Regions from separate parts of the Mus musculus genome. Here regions 1 and 3 are each linked to region 2. Evidence: chromatin loops called from intact Hi-C (ENCODE). Cell type or tissue: heart. All regions are shown on one strand. Region 1 holds the start of Tmem19 (transmembrane protein 19). Region 2 holds the start of Tbc1d15 (TBC1 domain family, member 15). Region 3 holds the start of Rab21 (RAB21, member RAS oncogene family).

Region 1 (4,000 bases), 110 kb before region 2:
TTTGAAGCTTATCATGGAATCAGACCAGTCTTTGCACTATAAAGAATAGATAACAGAGGATATATAATAATTTTGGTTGAAGCCACTATTTTGTGTTCTACCAAAGGAAAAACAGTCTTGGCATATATTTTGAAATTTAAAATAGCATGAAGTTTTACAAATGTGTCCCACCGTGATACAAAATGGTTTCAGCCACCAGACATCCCATGTACATCAAAAGAAATATAGCCTGACCGGAAAGAAAAAGCCCTTCCCCCAGCAGTGGAAATGTAAGCTTTTAAAGGTTGACTGGGTTATGTCACAATTGTGTACAATATCTAAATAATTCCATTGCCTCCCACACTGTCAACAAGTAGCTGGAAACACTTCGGAAATATGTGGTTGTCAGCTTGTTACTATTCACTTGGACAAAATAACTCCCAATGAACCTCAGCCTCCTGAGTTCTGGGATTAATAACATGCGCCACCACATCTAGTGAGATCTTTGTTTTGATACTGGGGCTGGGAAGATGGCACTGTGGATAAAGTGCTTTCTGTAGAAGCCTGAGAACAGGATTTGAATCCCCAGAACCACATGGGACTGGCACAATAGTACCCATGTATAAAAGGTGAAATCAGTCCCAAGACTCGGATTATCTGAGAATAGGATGGTCTGCTGTATAAATGAATGGACAGGATACACACCCTTGAAATTGTAGAGGAATTTTAATCCAGCAAGATGGCTCCTCTAGCAAGGGATTACATCCAAAGACCTAGATCTTTATGATCTGGCTAGATCGCAGACAGGCCACATCCCTTTAACCCCTCTGCCTGGAACACGGATACAACCTGAGTACAGTCCTTTAAGGTCAAATTCGTTTTTAGAAGGAAGGAGCCAGGTGTGAAAGTGATGTCTAATTGAGGGCCAGACAAAGTAACAAAGATCGAAAGATTTGACAGAATGAGTCAGAGACAGAATGCATCTTACAAGGACAGCACAGGAAAGAGAAGCTATTTTAAGAGCCCCAGTGCAGGGAGAGACAGCTAGTCAGAGGTGGGAGGCAGTGCCAGGAGTGCGGTGCAGTTGCAGTTGAGTTCGGGTTGTGGTTTTTGTTTGTTTCAAGTCTATGAAGTTCATTGCAGGTGAGCAGAGTCAACTAAAGCCAGAGAACAAGAAGGAGCCAGGTGATTAGAACAAAATGCCAGAGTTGTTTGAGGCTAGGCAGAACAATTCAATGGGAACTTGAGAGAAGCCAGATTGAATCAGGCAGCTTGGTGAGGAGTTTGAGCCAGAACAGCTAGGTTGAACCAGACAGCCAGAGTTCTAGAAAGAACTATAAAGGGTGAGCTTATTCAACAGTGAGCCCTACAAGAGGACAATACATCAGACGAATAAGTTACTTTTACAGATAGAGTGGATGGGGACAGACACTTCCACAATGTGTGTTAGAACAGTAATTATACAAAAGCTCAACCGTGGGAACTATATTTATGTTTACATACCGCAGTACCAGTTGAGTCTGGCCCAGGTTAAGAGCCAAGCCATTGTTTTAAGCTACTTTCTAAGTAATTTCGCTTCTAACGATAAACTCCTACGTCGTCCACACCCTATCGCCTGGTATGAATGCTTCATAAGTTACAACCCATTACTGGCTCTAAATTCACTCGCAGTTCATTATTCCATCAATGGCAGGTTTTAGTGACCCACACCACCCTTACTGGTGACATTTTTTTTTTCAAGTCTAGGCTGTCCACAAATCCCAAGACCTAATTTGTCCTAACGTCTATTTTGGAGGTGCTTTAGAAACAGCACTCCGACCCGCAAAGAGACACTAAGCAAACTCAAGCCGGGTTTCCGCCTCGACGAGTCACGTGAGCGGAGCAGGGCTGCTGCGCATGCGTACACGGAGGGAGTCGCGGAGAGACCAGAGCGACTCCCGGGGCAGCGGGGTGGGGACGTAAAGGCGCTCGCCCGCGCTGTTCCCAGCCTTGGTTCGCTTGCCCGGGCAGCGTACGGCAGAGGTGGAGCTGGGGCAGACTTGGAGCAGGGGCCCAGGGGGCGGAGCGCGCCGTGCGGGGGCGGAGCTCGGGGGGGGGGTCCGAGGGCGGGGAGGGGCGGGGCTCCGCGGTGCTGGCCGCTCATTGGCCACCGGTCGTTTGTGCTCCTTCCGGGTCCCTCTAGGTGGGAGCTGCCGGCCTCCCTGCTGGCCTGGCGGGTCCTCTGTGCATCCTCCCTGCACCTTCTTTTTCCAAGGGCGGCGTTAACCTCCCCGGGTCGAGCCGGAGCGCTGCGCCTGCAGCAGTGACTAGACGTTTTGGATTTACGATTCTATTTTGTCGTTCGGTTGGTGGAAGATGTTGGTATTTCTCTATGCCTCTAAAGGAGTATTGTTGCAAGAAACTTGAATGACTTGGTTCATCTGAAATGCTATCTATTCCCCCCCCTCAGGTGCTCGTAGCTCTATTTTCCATGACAGATAGTGACGACACTACGTGCAAAAGGTATATAAAGATGATTACCAATATAGTAATACTGAGCCTGATCATTTGCATTTCCCTAGCGTTCTGGATTATGTCAATGACTGCTAGCACCTATTATGGTAAGTAAAAGTGTTTTAAGTTTTGCTAGAAGTTAATGGGTGGAATTTTAAACTACGACTTCAAAATCCAAAAAATATGTAAATGGTTAAGAACAGTTATGTTCACTGCCGAAACCTGAATCTGGTTTGCTACGGTGATAAGATAAACAATGTCTAGAGAACTTTACAGCCTTCCATGATGTTTCTTGTGCTGATATTTAATGATACCTATCACAAAACGCATGTCTCAAATAATTACTTCTGTTTACCTTAGTTGGGGGGGGGGGAGACATAAAAGGTAGTTTTGTGAAACAATTTGGGGGATGCTTATCTTTTTAAGATTTGCCATGGTGTAGCGGTTTCATAATCCCGTGAGAATAACAAAGGAGGTACAGTCTTTTCATTTGCAAGTTGAAGAATTTGTCACTTCACACAAATAGATAGGTCTCGTGCAGACACTGTCCTCTTGCTCGTCCGGTTTGATCATCACCGTACCCTGCAGCCACTTGGTCTTTCCATTGGCTTCTTGGTACATCTTTGCTCTCATGAAGCCAAATCTTGCTGTCTTAGCTCCTACTACTGCTCCTGCTACTGAATTCTTCCTGATCCCTGTCTCAGCCTCCAGAGTATTGGGATTACAACCTCCAACCATCGTATATGACTTTACAGGACACTTCAACATAAGACAAGACTTTACGGACTTTTCTCCCTTAGTATATATTAATTGTACAAGCTGATGGATTTCATTTTGGCATTAATATATTCGGATTATATACCTTGGTCCTGTGATGGTTCTAAAGGATTATTTTGGATTTGGCTCTTAGAGTGGGGGGGGGGGTTAAATCCAGGGTTTTGCATATACTGTGCACCCATGCATGTGTTCAGAGGCTGCTCCATATCCAACTCTTGTTTGTTGCCTGTTTGGGTTGTTTTGTTTTAAGACAAGGCCCCAGCTTGTAGCCCTGGGTGATCTCAAATTCAAATCCTCTGGTCTCAGGCTCCTATGTTCTGGAATTATGTGGGCCAACATTCCAGTGAGATCTGTAACATTTCAAAACGGGGACTTGAGGTAGTGACTCTGGGTTGGGTGTGCTTGCTGTGCAAGCTTGGGGACCTGAGTCTGAATCTCCTGAACCCACATGAGGCTGGGCCCAGTAGAACGCATTTATAATTCCAGTGCTCCTAGGCAGGAGGAGGCATAGGAGAACCCCCAGGAACTCTTGGGCCAACTCAAAGTTATTCTGACTTCTACATACATGTTATCTATACACACACACACACACAAATACATATACACTCGGGCACACACATCACACATAAACATGCACACACACTGGTTTTTTTGTTTTGTTTTTGTTTTTCTGAGACAGACTGTCACTACATAGACAAGGCTGGCCTAGAACTTAAAGAGATCTGCTGGGATTAAAGGGCGTGAATGCACC
Region 2 (4,000 bases):
GAAGTATAAAGAAGCTAGGGCTTAGGAAAGAGACGTGGACTGGAGAGACACCTGGGAAGTATTTGGAAGTGATGATGTCAGATGCCGGGATAAGGTGCTACAGATGCTGGTGGGAAAGACAATCAAATGTAATGCCCAGAGTGGGCACTTAGGGGCACCTGAAGACCGGATTAAGAATGTCAAGTAGAAGATAAACTTGGGAGGCCACATTTTCAAGGAGATGTCTCCAACTGTCAAGCTGATTATTCACAGGAAACCACTATCAGATATTTAAGAAATAAGGTTCTTGTTTTGGTTGTTTTTTTGTTTTATTTCATTTGTTTGTTTGCCTTTTGTAGTTGTTTTTTAGACAGGGTTTCTCTGTGTAGCTCTGGCTGTCCTGGTAGAGCAGGCTGGCCTCAAAACTCACAGAGGCCTGCCTCTGCCTCCCCAAGTGCTGGTGAAAGATCCTGGCAGAATGTAAAAGGACACAGAAGCCCTGAAATTGGCAAGATAGACGTCAGTGTTAGCAGAACTAGCTTCACTGATTTAGAAAAATAGAGGTGCACAATGCTCTGGCCACTCCTTGAACCTGTGTGTCTGCCAATGTTCTGACCAGGTGTGTGCCCATTGCTGCACCTTCATTAGACTCTTTCCTTGTACCCTTCCATACCCATTTCTTGAGAATAGACATTGTTTAGATCTGGAAATCCCCTAATCTCCCCCTTCTCCTTCCCCCCCTGAGGGCCTATAAAAACTGGGAACTCTTTCCCCTCGAGGTCGACTCCTCTACCCCTGCGTGGGATATGAGTCGTCCCCAGAGCTCTGGCTTTCCCGAATAAAGCCTCATGTGGTTTGCAACAAGCTCGGTCTGTCGTGAGTTCTTGGGTGTCCGCTATTGTCCTGAGGCCTGAGCGAGGGGCTCCTCTCGGAGTCTTTCACTAGGATTAAAGGTATGGGCCACCATACCCAGCTAGGAAATAAGTTTTATTTTTAATTTTACAAAAATTAAAAAAGATGTCTTCAGGACTGTTAGCATGTTTGGCCCATGTTATATTATGTTAGATATTTAAGACATTAGTTCTTTAAAATTTACAAAAAGTTGTAGAGTAACTGCTATTACTTAGCATTATATTCTGACACTGCTAAGTTTTGACAATATAGTGAGGTTTCTCCTTTAACCACATTACTCCATCCTTCTGAGATAGCAGAAGAATCTAGTTTTGATTATTCAGACTCCGGTTACTACCCACAATCAGTTGGCTTGGGGAAGTCTGGTCTACTGATAAGCCCCTGTGCTCTCTCGCTGTCAACTCACTGCGCTCTTGCTTCCTTAATGGCTGGCAGATGCGTTGCTTTACCGAGCAGTGAGAACTTGGGCACTGGGATCTAGGGCTTGCTTGGAATCTCTGATATTTGGTGGTCAGAGTCCCTCCTGGGGCTAAGCATGCATTCTCCTGTAAGACTTAGGCACCTCCCTCCCCGATTAGATTCCTGATACTCACAGAACCTGCAGATCACGTTTTTCTGCTGTTACCTCAGGCAGCCTGAAAAGGCTCTAACTCAGCGGGCAGGCACGACTCTTGTGTGGGTGAAACGACACTTTTACAGGGGTCTCTTAAGGCTATAGGAAAATACAGATACTTTACGGTTCATAATAGCAGTAATGTTACAGTTATGAAGTAGTAACAAAAACAACTTTTTGGTTGGGGTGGGGTCCGCACCAAAACATGAGAAACTGTATTAAAGGGTCGCAGCATTAGGTAGGTGGAGAACTATTGCTAACTGCTCTAAGATGTCAATTTTATTGTGTACCGGAGCTAAGTCTCAGGGTGCTGCGCTGAGAAGGAATTAGATTTTGAACTTAATAGTTTACCGATCTGTTTCCAAACATGGGGGAGATCCGTATGGCCATACATGATCCTTTACATGCAGATGCTTGGGTGAATTTTAGGAATTGAAATCATAACCACTAAGCTGTGGAGGCACCCTGAACTCTGGAGCGATAAAGGGCCTTGTAGTAACTACAGTTCCTATAAAAATACCATGCTCAAGGTCATGCGTGAGTGACAGCAACAATACTCATGTTCAGAATCCTCTAATATCAAGGGGAAAAGTCTCTGCGTGTATTAGCTCCAGGGCTGATGTTCAAGGCGATTCCAATTTTACCGTGACTTATTTAAAGCAAGAAAGCTGTGGCATCGTGTTCTGGGTCTAAACAAGGTGCTCCTTCCATCACACCCAAGAGACTCGCCAGCCGTTCCCCAAGTTAAAAGTGCCACGCCCGAGCAAACTTCAAAAGCCGTAGACTTCTATTTAAAATGTGGGGGAAGCACGCGCACGCGCAGTACGGCACGACGGCTCCACCCTCTTAGCATCCTCACCACGCATGCGCCTAACTGCTGTTCCCGCTCCTCCCCGCCCCTTTCCCGCCCGGATGTTATTTTAGCCCGACCGGATGTTGTTGTGAGTCCGAGAGCCACGTGAGGTTGTGCTACGTCATCACCAGGCACGCGCGGGGGAACATGGCGGCGGCGGGTGTTGTGAGCGGGAAGGTGAGTAACGGCACCGGCTGGTGCGGGTGCTCCTGACCGGTGGCCTGCGGCTGGCGGGCGGGCGGGCGGCCGCCGAGGGGCAGGCGAGCCAGGTCGGCTTCAGAGGAGACCGGCGTGTGACAGCGAAGGGGCTCCGCGGGGTGCGAGCTGCCCCTCCGGGGTGCTGGCTGGGTGAGCGCGGGGTTAGACGGTTCCTGCTCCCAGGCGGTGCAGGCCTGGGCGTTTGTCCCCGGCTCTGCCCCGCAGCGCGGATCCTTTCGGGGACCCCTGAATCCGTTCCTTCCCCCTGTGACTCTGGTTCTTTACGTCTGCCCTTCCGACCGTAAAACCTTCTCTTGTAAAAAGCCTTTGGCCACCCTGGCTTGCTTGGCTCTCTGTCGTCTTTGGGGGAAGGCGTCGAGTCACCATGCAGAGGAGCTGACCAGGAGCTCTGCAACTCTGTCCTCAGAGCTTGGGGTCCTGTTCGAAAAATTACCCAGATGGTTAATGGTTGCGGGCGTTAGGTTGGGAACTGGCGATTGACACCGCGCTGGGCTCATCTAGAAAAGCCTTTATGAAAACGTTTGTTTCCTAGATGTCTTCGGGGGCGTTTCTGTGTGTGGGTGTCTGCCCTGCTGTTTTACAGGAGGCTCTGTCAGTGACACCCTCACAGTGGGCTAGGAACCACCATTAGGTACGGAGATTAGATTAGATTAGCAGTTTATATGCAGAGAGACAGCTTGTGCGAATATAGGGTTATCTGCTTCATGCGATGCACCTGACTGCGTTTCCCAGTGGCGAGTTATTTCGCAAACGTCAGTGACCGGCTGGTAATGACTCAGAGCACTAAGACCTGTTTACTTGTTGCAGATAGCTTCCGCTGTTCCTTCAGTTCCACGTAGTATGTTTCGCTGCTTTTCTCCTCGTTTTGAACTTGACAGCGTTTGTGCAGATTTAGATTGTGGAATAACAAATACCGGCCTTATCTTCGGTGCAGATCTGAATTGTGACCTTGGGAAATTGGATAATTGAGGCTTCTCTGTTCTTCGTCTTTATCTGCAGAACGGAAGGGATGCCGGGCATCCTGTATTGGAGTGCTTAGGGGTAGACGCAACAGAAGCGCTTATACGTTACGTAGTCTTGCTCTTTCGAAAAATTGGTTGGGCATCCTTTTAGGGTATACTTATATCCTTGCCCTTTTAAAATATTTTTGGTCTTTTTTATTTGAGATGAGTGCTAGTCATCTCTTGATTCATTACAAATTAGAAAGTTTATCTTGGTGTTTTGGGCTGGGCCAATCTGGTACTTTCCAAGATGAGATCTTCACAACTTAAACTACACTTCTCTTTTCCAGTTTGCATGGATTCTGAAAAGAACCCTCGATAAAGCAGTTCTGAGACCTAAGGGGCTGCCCACCTTCTACAGTCATTAGTACCGTTCACAGACTGACTGCCCAAGCTTAACTTGTCTTTTGTGACTTTGCTTCA
Region 3 (4,000 bases), 64 kb before region 2:
GTGGGATTCTTGTCATTTGAATGGCTATCTAAAGGAGGAGGGAGGAGACTGCTTAAGGAGAGAAGGGATTAACTACAGACTGTATAACCTTACTCTCAAGAACAAGTAAACATAGGCTGAGAAATGCAAATTTCAATCCATTATGAGGAATATTTTTTTAAAAGATGTATTTATTTTATGTATATGAGTACACTGTAGTTGTGAGCCTTCATATGGTTGTTGGAAATTGAATTTAGGATCTCTGCTCACTCTGGTTGGCCCTGCTTGTTTATTATTATAAATAAGACACTGTAGCTGTCTTCAGACACACCAGAAGAGGGCATCAGATCTCATTATGGGTGGTTGTGAGCCACCATGTGGTTGCTGAGATTTGAACTCAGCAGTCGGGGCTCTTACCCACTGAGCCATCTCGCCAGCCCCTATGAGGAAAGATGTAGAATAAGTCTCTTTCCAAAAGAAGGTGCTTTCTAGTTCTAGAAATGATTGTGTAAAGTCCTCGTGGTAGGTATAGAGAGGAGTGTCTTCATTCGGGTTTTAATTGCAGCACTGAAACACCATGAACAGAAAGCAAGTTGGGGAGAAAGGATTTATTTGACTTACATTCTCACATCACTGTTCATCATTGAAGGAAGTCAGGACAGGAACTTAAACAGGGCAGGAACCTGGGGGCAGGAGCTGATGCAGAGACCATGGACAGGTGCTGCTTACTTGCTCGCTCCCCATGGCTTGCTCAGCCTGCTTTCTTATAGAACCCAGGACCACCAGCCCAGGGATGGCCCCACCCACAATGGGCTGGGCCCACCCCCTTGACCACTAATTGAGAAGATGCCTTACAGCCGGATCTTATGGTGGCATTTTCTCATTTGAGGTTCGTTCCCTCCTTTCAGATAACTCTAGTTTGTATGTCAAATTGATGTAAGACTACGCAGCATAAGGAGTAGATAATATAATCTCATTTATAAAAATAATTGACAAGATAATCTTATAAATGATTGATTCTAGAGAGACATACGTAATTTTAGCCTTGTCCAATTTTCTAATTATAATTTTGTAAAAGGACCCGATAACATTCTGTACCAGGTTAAAGACTGTTTTTGAATTGATACCTTGCAAGTTACATCACAAATTCTTTTCCTATTTGCATTATTATTGTAAATATTATCATTATTATTATTACTGAAATGGTGTCTTGCTATGTAGCTCCAATTAGCTTAGAGCTCACAATTCAAAAGAGGCTGGCCTTGAACTTAAAGGTAATGTCTCTGATTTCTTGTCTGACTTCTTGTCACACGTCAATGTCGGATGCTCCTTTCTACTTCACGGCTCTCCTTTTTGCCGAAGATACTCCTAACAAAAGGCAGCTTTCTCCAGGAAGCTCTTCTAGGACGCTAACTCAGCTAGCTTCCCATGTATCTTTGTAAAACATTCTGAATTGCTTCTCCTTAAAAAGCATGCAGTGTGTAAATTGCGCATGCGTTGTTTCCTTGGTTAAAAATGTAAGCTCTCTGAGGACAGAGACATTGTATCTAATGCGACACAGAGAATGGCAAGCATTGGCTACATTCACGCCCTCGTTGAATGAACGAATGAGCTGCCTTTAAGTTGAAGTGTAAAATTAGTCTGATGAGATGAAAGTTTATTTTAAGTGACACCAAACTACAAAATTTCAGAAATACCAGGTTGCTTTCTTGGAAAGTGTATTTCATGAAATAAAATGGAAACACAGGAAGAAAAAATAAGCAATCGTCCAATAAACCAGACCCATCAAAGTGGACTCAGCATAGACAGAAATCCTGGGGAACCAGGAGTGATGACTGATGATGGGACCGCATTTATTCTTAGCCTGGGCTTTTAGGGCTGGAAACGGAGAGAAGTTAAGTCTTCTGCAATCCTTGCTCTTAAACCTACAACCGAATCGGAATTCCACCGAGTGTGGCAAGCAGCGATAAAGAAGGCGCACCATTGTTAGGAAATATCTCGGTGAGGAAGTGAGTAAGAGGGATGGAAGGATGTGGGAAGGTCTGGGTGGTCAGGGAAGCCTTTCCGGTTTAAGCTGAGACCTGGACGATGACTCGAGGACCTGGCCGTGTGGACGAACTGTAAAGTTCATGAGCCCGGATTTGTGCGCCCAGAGAAAGAGACTCAAGGGCACCTTGGCCGGACTTTGCGTGTGATGACCCCTGGTGTGATGGCTATCCGCTTTGGGACCATTCCTCGGGCCGGGCGATCATGTCCTGTATTCTATTCCATCAGAGTGGGGTCAGATCGCAAAGATCAGCTCCTTCCCACCGCAGGATTCCCGGGATGCTGAGCCGGTTCGTGCGGACGCGGAAACAGGCCCAGGCTCGCCCGCCGCCGACTCCGCCCACCGCGGTCACGTGACGAGGGGTGTGACGTAGGAGGAAGGAGACGCCATTAGAGGGAGGAGAGGCAGCTCTCCCCTAGCCTCGGGTCCCTGACGTGGTGGCCGGGGCCCTTCATTCTGGGACTTTCTCTCGGCCCTCGCAGGCCTCGCCCGCGGAAGGACGCGGCGAGCACCGGGCTCGGCGGGGCGTGAAAGAGCCGGGCCCGGGAGGAGCGGGCGCCCCGGCGGCGGCGGTGCGGGGTTCGGCGCGGCGCTGGGCTCGGGCGGCGGGGTAGCGGCGGCGGGATGGCTGCGGCCGGCGGCGGGGCGGCGGCGGCGGCGGGCCGAGCCTACTCCTTCAAGGTGGTGCTGCTCGGGGAAGGCTGCGTGGGGAAGACGTCGCTGGTGCTGCGCTACTGCGAGAACAAGTTCAACGACAAGCACATCACCACCCTGCAGGTGCAGACCCCGGGGAGCCGGGCTGGGGACCCGCGCCCGCTCCTCTGCCTCTGGCCTGTCAAACCCCCTTCCCTGCCTTCCCATTGCCTTTTGCAATCGCTTTGGGGACCCGCGGGCCTCAGCACACGGTAGATGTCAAGACCCACAGTGGGGAGGGAGAGGACCCGGAAAAGTCCCCAGTTGCCGGTGGAGGCTGCGCAGGTCGGGGAGTCCCCCGGTCTGCGTGCTGGTTTTCCCCTCTGATGGGCTTCGGCTGGGGACACCAGGTGTTTTCACTCTGTGGTCTCCGAGACCATCAGCCCTTCTTCTTTCTTCGCCAAGTAGGAACTCGGATACGGATTAGAATTTGCGAACGAGGTGGTTTGTAACTTCCAGAGCGTACTGATGACTAAGTGTTTATGCAAGTTCCATTTTGTCCTGCTTTCAAAGTAAATGGAGTGGTAAAACACCCGTCGTTGGAGGGTTTTTTTGTTTTTGTTTTAAACGACTGTTTGCTGCTTGTCGGTTACCCCGTTTCTTTGCAGCCTTCTTGTGTCCGGACGTGTGGCTTCCTTATTCTTTGGGGTTTGATCTTATCCGCGTTGAAACATCGTGTTGCGTAGTGGCCAGCAATCGGTCTTCAAACTAAAAAAAAAAAATCTAGGCACTGCTGCTACACGTTTTCTTTACTGTCAGGCCATAAAACGCTGGCTTTCTTCTACAGTTCCATTGGAAGTGTGGAAGTGTTACAATGTAATTGAAAGTGAAACCAGGCCATTGAAGGATCTGCGATCTCCCTGGTCTCCTTAAAAAAAAAAATCAGTTTGCATGTGTTCGAAGGAATTTATCTATTAACATGTCTTGATCAGACTGTCCAGAGGCTAAAAAAGCTAGTGATCTTGAGTTTGGGCGTCTGGATCCATATCCTACCCCCATTTATTTCCATAGCCCCGTGATCTTAGGTAAATTGCTTAACCGTGCATCCCTGGGTTTCTACTGCTACTGTACTCATAATGATTATATCTAGTGCACAGAGTTGTCAAGGTAAATAAGGAAACGCACTTAGCACCTGAAGTGGGGGATAAACACTTATTACCCCTCAGACTTGACAATAGATCTTAATTAACACAGATGCTACTGGAATGCATAAGCTAATGAGTGTGACATTTGATGTCGGGTGCAATTATTTAACAACTGAGTGTAGAGTGTGCAAGGATG

What was found. Peaks named below come from ENCODE experiments on the same cell type or tissue, not always from the same donor. Only the 100,000 strongest peaks of a DNase experiment are listed, where the experiment ranks them.
Region 1: it touches region 2 in a loop (3.0-fold over the local background); 2 of 42 quality-filtered maps call a loop at or near these places.
Region 3: it touches region 2 in a loop (7-fold over the local background); 16 of 42 quality-filtered maps call a loop at or near these places.

What each region holds. Positions count from the first base shown.
Region 1 is chr10:115,360,388-115,364,387 of GRCm38, reverse strand. Tmem19 (transmembrane protein 19) reads left to right here and starts at 2,121. Exons shown (of 7, transcript NM_133683.4): 1 at 2,121-2,336; 2 at 2,429-2,579. The coding sequence starts at 2,450. In heart, a CTCF peak has its summit at 2,216; a DNase peak (open chromatin) is centred at 1,957; H3K4me3 peaks cover 2,146 bases; H3K27ac peaks cover 1,576 bases.
Region 2 is chr10:115,249,916-115,253,915 of GRCm38, reverse strand. Tbc1d15 (TBC1 domain family, member 15) reads left to right here and starts at 2,423. Exons shown (of 17, transcript NM_025706.3): 1 at 2,423-2,534. The coding sequence starts at 2,505. In heart, no CTCF peak of the experiment used is centred here; a DNase peak (open chromatin) is centred at 2,395; H3K4me3 peaks cover 2,777 bases; H3K27ac peaks cover 2,062 bases.
Region 3 is chr10:115,313,997-115,317,996 of GRCm38, reverse strand. It overlaps Rab21 (RAB21, member RAS oncogene family), which reads left to right and starts at 2,406. Exons shown (of 7, transcript NM_024454.1): 1 at 2,406-2,803. The coding sequence starts at 2,651. In heart, no CTCF peak of the experiment used is centred here; DNase peaks (open chromatin) are centred at 2,366 and 3,006; H3K4me3 peaks cover 2,740 bases; H3K27ac peaks cover 2,374 bases.